Regions from separate parts of the Homo sapiens genome. Here region 1 is linked to region 2. A link is a contact called in ENCODE Hi-C or POLR2A ChIA-PET data. All regions are on one chromosome and are shown on one strand. The core of a region is the stretch at or near the end of the contact, and the rest is flanking DNA. Distances in the headings are between cores, read along the strand shown.

Region 1 (3,484 bases), core at 985-3,484, 51 kb after region 2:
ACCCAGATCAAGTAACTTACCCTCTTAGTTTCAATTTCTTTAGGTTATAAAGTGCTCACTCAATTGTGGGTTTTGTCATTATGGGAGGGGGAACTGGCAGGGAAGGAGCCAGCTGTGGGGAGAAGAGAGTTAGGTGAGTCCTGAGTGTTTTTGTGGATTACTGTGCCCACCCCAAGACCAATGACTTGGCAATATCAGTGGTTGGCTGAAGATGTGAGCATGTGGTCCCCAGCCTGCTTCTGTACTGGACCCAGAGCCCCTGTGCGCACACATGCCTGCTGTGGCATTGATCCCACACTTGGCAAGGCAGAGCTTCTGAGAGGGTGCAGGAAAGGGAATAAGGAAGCCAGGGGCCCAGAGAAAAAGGTGCAATTATTATTATTATTATTATTTGTCACAGAGTCTCACTCTGTCACATAGGCTGGAGTGCAATGGCATAATCTCAGCTCACTGCAACCTCCACCTCCCAGGTTCGAGCAATTCTTGTGCTTCAGCCTCTTGAGTAGCTGGAATTACAGGTGTGAGCCACCATGCCCAGCTAATTGTTGTATTTTTAGTAGAGACAGTTTTCACTATGTTGGCCAGGCTGATCTCAAACTCTTGGCCTCAAGTTATCTGCCCACTTCAGCCTCCCAAAGTGCTGGGATTACAGCCATGAGCCACTATGCCTGGCCCGTTTTTATTTTTTTAAGGCCCAGAGCTTTTGCCTTAAGGATGAGTTAGTTTAAAAAAGAAAAATTGTTATAATCACAGTTAACTTTCACCCAGTTTCCTTTTTTAAAAAAATTTTATTGTATAAATAGAGACAGCGTCTTGCTACATTGCCCAGGCTGGTCTGGAACTCCTGTGCTCAAGGAATCTTCCTGCCTCGGCCTCCCGAAATTCCAGAATTACAGGCTGAGCCATCACTCCTGGTCTCGCCCAGTAGATGTTTCAAAGTAGATGTTTTCTAAAATATTTTACAATATTTACAAATTTTAAATAATAATAACGTTATCAATATTAATTTTGCTTATGCCAGGACTCCATCCCATTGGAGACAAACATTAAGTCTTATGGCAGACCTTACAGCGGGTGCTAGTTCCCACTCCCAAGCCTCTCCCCCGCCTAGGTCCTGCAGGTCCCGCGTGCTGCGAAACATTTTCTTTGTCCCTTTCTGCCCAGGGCGGCTGCCGGTCTCTCCAGGAACCGCGAGTAGGTGCTCCCGCCAGGTGGTATCGGTGAAAGCCTGCTGCTCACCCTTCCCTTGTTTCCCAAAACTTCTGAAGGCTCCCAAATTCCTGGGAGACCCTCTCCCAGGGCCTCCTGATGCAGCTACCATACTGAGCGATCCGTCGATAACGCCCTTGGCCCACCGATCAGTTTACCTTATTAGAGAGAAAAGCACTCTTGGAGGTAGTAAGATGGGCCGGTCCTTGATCTGAGAAATGGGCGCACAACATCGCTGTTCTCTCTGCAAAGGTGGGGACCAGAATCCAGCTTGCCTGACCTTGCAAGCAAGCATCGGCCTAAAGGTTTCAGCCTCCCAGTGGCGCTCTGTTTGCACGCCTTAGGCTAGGAGAGGAAGGACGGGAGCACAGCACTGGGTGCCCCTCTCCCTGTAGAGTCTGGGGCGGGGCTCAGTAAGAAGGCCTGCGGTTGGTGGCTCCCCACCTCATAGCTGCAAGTAGGGGCGAAAGCTGGAGTGTCTCCTCCCAGCAGCCTCCTCGCCTCCCCGCAAACCTCCGAATCTCCCTGGACCTCCTGGTTGCTGTGGCCCTTCCTCCCCTGATTGGCTTCCTCCCTCTTTCCCAAGGCCAGAGAAGTCCTCTCTTCCCCTCACCTTCCTCCCTCTTCCCATAAAACTTTTAGGAAAATGGGGGCGGGGGCGGTGGAGACCACCAGCCTGGAACTTCAAGTTCAATGGCAAAGTCCCTGACCCTCCCCCCAGGCTGGGCGCCAGCATTATTCTAGGGGCGATTAAACTCTTTTGCTGCCCCCTGTGCACCTCCCAGTTCGGGGGCAGTTTAGGGGAGGAGAGAAGGTAATGGTGGAATTCTTTCCCTCACTCTCCCCCGACCACTTCGTCCCCTCCCCCTCATCCCCTCTACACAGAACTAACTGGTAGGGAGAGAGGAAGAAAGGCTGGCATCGGTTCCTCATTGGATGTTTTAAATCTGTCTCAGGCCCAGGCCAGTGCCTGGGGGGAGGGGCGGGGTGTCCTGCTTTTGGGCTAGAGGCCCGGGGCCGCTCCCGAGCTTTCTCCCCTCTTCCCTGGAGAGCGACTGTTCGGGAGGGTGAGAATGGTATAAATTTCAAAAACAACGAAACCTTCTTTTGCCCCCTCCGCAGCAGTCGCCTCCGGGCTTTATTGCAAGTTTACGGTAACGAGTTCATCTATTTAATTCGCGGTTGCAGCTCGGGGATTTCTATTAGACAGGACGGGTTGGGGCCGGGGGGCACAGGGTCTCCCCTGAAGGAAACCCAATTAGAGTGCAGCACTTAGCACCTTCAATATAACTTTAATGAAGGGGGGGAGGGGAGCTGCAGGGAAGAGAAGTTTGCTCTAGGTTGGGGAAGGAAAGCTGGAGCTGCTCCCGAGAACTGGGGGGCCTGGATGAGGCTTTTTCCTGCTTCGAGGGCTTTCCAGCTTCCGGCCCGGGAACTACTATTTGGAGTAGGGATCGCCTGCAGGGAAGGCGGGGCGGATTCTCGGCTGGCGGCGGCCTCGCAGGGTTCCCGGAAGCGCTAGCCAGCCGGAGTAAAACCCGAAAGATGGAGCCTCAGGTTCGCGCTCTGCGTTGCGGGTGCTGGAACCGAGATTCAAAAAGAGCTTCCGGAGGTAGTTTCTACGCATTGCGCCACTACTCCCTTATTCGGCTTCTGGAGGCCTAATAAAATCCACTTGCTTTGGAGTTAGAAATTATTTCGGGCCTGGAGCCCGCGTAGACGCGACCCTGTGATCCCATTTCGTAGCTTGCTGAGAGATTCGCTGCGGGAGTTTGGCTCTGAGGGAGGGGAACGGTCTGGAGGGCAGCTCAGGGTACAATTGCGCCTTGTTAGTGAAAAGGCGCCCTGCTTATTTTCCGGAGTATATGTGTGTGCCTCTGCGTTTATTCGTCTGTGAGCTCATTGTCTGGATTCACCTATTGTGACATTGTGTTCACACGTTTGTCCGAATGGTAAGCAAAACATTTCCTCCTGTAGCTTAACATAGCCCTTATGTAAAAATAAATATCTGCAGGCGAATATAGGTTTGTAGATTTTGTTGTGATTTAAACACAAATAAGTGAGAGATTTCAATGTGGTCGTCCAGGGATAGGTGGGAGACTAAAATTGGGAAGGGATTCCCAATGAAAGCGTTTAATACAAAACGAAATTAAATATTTTTTGCACAGGTTCCATACAAGTAAATCCGAAAAAAAGTGTGTGTGGGGGGGTCCACACCACTAATTATTATGGCGAGGAAGATAAAGAAGACATGGACAGAAGGCGGATGGCTCTG
Region 2 (3,440 bases), core at 807-3,306:
GAGGCGGGTGGGGCAGGAGAATATGTACTGCCTCGTTATGCATGCTCATATAGTCCTGATTTGTTATGCTGTCATGTGATACATAACAATGTTTGGGTCAACAATGAACCACATATATGGTAGTCATCCTATAAGATTATAATACCAGGCCAGGCACAGTGGCTCACGCCTGTAATCCCAGCACTTTGGGAGGCCTAGGCAGGCGGATAACCTGAGGTCAGGAGTTCAAGACCAGCCTGGTCAACGTGGAGAAACCCTGTCTCTACTAAAAATACAAAAATTAGCTGGGCTTGGTAGCGTGCGCCTGTCATCCCAGCTACTCGGGAGGCTGAGGCAAGAGAATCACTTGAACCCGGGAGGCGGAAGTTGCAGTGAGCCTAGACCCTGCCATTGCACTCCAGGCTGGGCAACAAGAGCAAAACTCCATCTTAAAGATAAAAAAGATTATAATACCGTATTTTCACTGTACCATTTCTATGTTTAGATACACAAACACCACTGTGTTACAGTTGCCTACAGCATTCAGTATACAGTACTCATCATGCTGGATGAGTCTGTAGCCTAGGAGCGACAGGCTACACCATATAACTTAGGTGTCTAGTGGGTTATACCATCTAGGTTTGTGTAAGTATACTCTGATGTTATCACAATGATAAAGTCGCCTAGCAATGCATTTCTCAGAATGTTTCCCTCTTGTTAAATGGCACATGAGTGTATTTCAGTTTCTTTCTTTCTTCTTTTTCTTTCTTTCTTTCCTTCTTCTTTCTCTCTCTGTTTCTTTCTTTTTCTTTTTCTTTTTTTTCATGGTCATTCTCTTTCACCCAAGCTGGAGTGCACTGGTGCAAACACGGCTTACTGAAGCCTCAACTTCCTGGGCTCAAGCAGTCCTTCCACCTCTGCCCCCCAAGTAGCTGGGACTACAGGCACACACCACCATGCCCAGCTAATTTTTTGTTGTTGTTGTTTTTGTAGGGATGGGGTTTCGCCATGTTGCCCAGGCTGGTCTTGAGCTCTTGAGCTCAAGCAATCTGCCCACCTTGGCCTCCTCCCAAAGTACCGGGATTGCAGACATGAGCCACCTCGCCCGGCTATTTCAATTTCTATAGTGCTAGTAAAAATCCACTAAATTGTTTATCCAACTCATCAATAAGTTCAACCCACAGTTTGAAAACCCTAGTCTAGATTTTTTTCTTTCTATTCCCTTCAGTATGAACATGAGAAAGGCTCATCATCATTCCATATTTGATATTTTGACATAAATCTGCTGGATTTAGTTAAATTACAGTTCTCCCAAATAATCAGGAGAAATTTGACTAGAACTATCTTGGTATTGCCCATGGTTGTTGCTTCTCTTTGACAGTAAACCAAAAAATTAAGCGCATGGTTATGGAGTCTGACCGCTTGAGCTGGCTGCCCCACCTGCCTCAGTTTCTTTATCAATATCTGGGACATCATCATCTTAATAGTAACTGCCTCTGGGTAAGCCATGTAAGACAAATTAACACAAGGCCTGGCACATAGTAAGTGCTCAAAAGATGTTGGCAACTATTTTTATTTATTTATTTATTTATTTATTTATTTATTTATTTAACTATGTATTTAGTGACGGAGTCTTGCTCTGTCGCCCAGGCTGGAGTGCAGTGGCTCACTGCAAGCTCCGCCTCCCTGGTTCACGCCATTCTCCTGACTCAGCCTCCCGAGTAGCTGGGACTACAGGCGCCTGCCACCACTCCCGGCTAATTTTTTGTATTTTTAGTAGAGATGGGGTTTCACCGTGTTAGCCAGGTTGGTCTCGATCTCCTGACCTCGTGATCCGCCCGCCTCGGCCTCCCACAGTGCTGGGATTACAGGCGTGAGCCACCGCGCCCGACCTATTTATTATTTTTTAAACTGTCAATGTTGTTGTCTTACAGCGGAGACCTGAAAGCAGCTTAGCCATGAGCAGCGCTCAAATAAGGAAAGAAATTCTTTGCAATAAATAGGGATCTTTGAAAGGTTTTACGTTGGACCCGCCTTACCGTGGACAGACACTAGAGGGTGCTCCTCGCTCAGAAAGCCGAGTGTTTCCAGGCCCGGGACCTCTGCCAGGAAGCGCTTCGACTGCCGGTTCTGAAACTCTCTCTTTGGGTCTGGTAATTTACTGGGGAGAACTGGCTGCTGCCTTGGTTCTGAAACTAAAGGCTTTTTACGGAAGTAGGAGGAGACTGCAAGAGGCTATATGGAGCAGAAATGTGGCTCCTTCAAACTTTCACCAATTGGCGTTCTGCCGGACTGTGACTTGGAGGATTCCAGCAGTGTCTCATTCACCCATGAGCCCCAGGGTCTAGCACACATAGTGTCTGGCAGACAGTGAGCGCTTTGTAAATATTTATGGAATGGGACCAACCGATGGAGGCGTCTGAGACCTAAATAATTATAATTACAAATTGGCAAGTGCTGGCACGATGACCACAGACCATTAAGGGCGCTCCCAGAAGAGTGGGGGCTGGGGAGGATTGGCCAGAATGGCTTCCTGAAATTCAGGAGCCCTGGCACTCTCTGGGGTACACAGAAAAGATCTTCCACATCCGGCTTTTGGATATTTAAAAACAGCTTCATGCTCCATTTTTTTCATGTCCTTCCTGTGGAATGATTTCTAGGCTTTTCACTAAGTTGATCGCTCCCTGCAGACTTGTAGGAAGGCAAATAATAGGTTAGCACCTACTGGGTTCAAGCATCTCCTATGATCTCCATTATCTGATTTAATTGTGTCTTTATCTCATTTAATCCCCACAACAACTCTCTGAGACTAAGGCTATTATCCACATTCTACAGATTAGAACTTGGTAAGGTTTGATAACTGGCCCAAGATCACACCATTAGGGAGTGACAGGACCAGTATTTGAACCCAGATAGTCTAGCAGCAAAAGATGCTTTTAAAAATTTTCACTTAAAAGAATAACAACAACAGCAACTAACAGTATGGAGGGGGCCAGATAGTTTTCTGTGTTTTACATTTATTAACTCATTTAAGTCATTTAATTGCTATACACCTAGATGTCATCCTTTCTATTAATACATTGTTAGTACTGAAAAGTGAAGAGAATGATACAACAAACACCCATGTACTCATCACCTGGCATGAAAAAAAGGTTAATGTTAAAGTTGATATTATCCAGCCACAACAATCTTGAAAAAGAACAAAGTTGGAGAACTTGGCCCAGTGCGGTGGCTCATGCTTGTAATCCCAGCATTTTGGGAGGCCAAGGCGTGTGGATTGCTTGAGCCCAAGAGTTCAATACCAGCCTGGGCAACATGGTAAAAATACAAAAAATTTCTACAAAAAAAAAAGTTTCTACGAAAAAAATACAAAAATTAGCCTGGTGTGGTGGTGCTCGCCTGTGGTCCCAGCTACTCAGGAGGCTGAGGTGGGAGGATCACCTGAGCCCAGGGAGGTTGAG

What was found. Hi-C counts contacts between places; a loop is a spot of excess contacts on that map. ChIA-PET counts read pairs that join two places held with the same protein, here RNA polymerase II (POLR2A). Pooled maps may share reads with other maps.
Region 1: a loop to region 2 is called in a map of sigmoid colon, with 5 times the contacts of the local background. The contact joins the promoter of PRAC2 here to the enhancer-like site in region 2. A Hi-C loop is called at or near these places in 12 of 168 maps with a recorded cell type or tissue (A673, Caco-2, Calu3 and 9 more), 19 of 37 single-sample maps with no recorded cell type and 18 of 50 pooled maps. POLR2A ChIA-PET finds 5 or more read pairs at or near these places in 13 of 52 experiments (A673, BJ, Caco-2 and 9 more).

Annotation. Positions count from the first base shown.
Region 1 is chr17:48,720,951-48,724,434 of GRCh38, forward strand. It overlaps PRAC2 (PRAC2 small nuclear protein), which reads left to right and starts at 2,235. Exons shown (of 2, transcript NM_001282275.2): 1 at 2,235-2,363; 2 at 3,378-3,484. The coding sequence starts at 3,461. It overlaps PRAC1 (PRAC1 small nuclear protein), which reads right to left and starts at 1,568. Exons shown (of 2, transcript NM_032391.3): 1 at 1,368-1,568; 2 at 769-949. The coding sequence starts at 1,442. The coding sequence ends at 851. MIR3185 (microRNA 3185) reads right to left here; the gene lies at 3,458-3,484. RefSeq lists enhancers at 1,514-2,028, 2,029-2,544.
Region 2 is chr17:48,669,780-48,673,219 of GRCh38, forward strand. All of the region lies in intron 3 of LINC02086 (long intergenic non-protein coding RNA 2086), which reads left to right. Among named protein-coding and RNA genes, the nearest start is that of LINC03057, 25 kb to the left of the region's middle. Within about 2 kb of position 2,057, at least 2 of the 41 ENCODE cell types and tissues checked have a DNase peak (open chromatin) inside an H3K27ac peak, as active enhancers do; they include A673, where a contact is called at or near this core.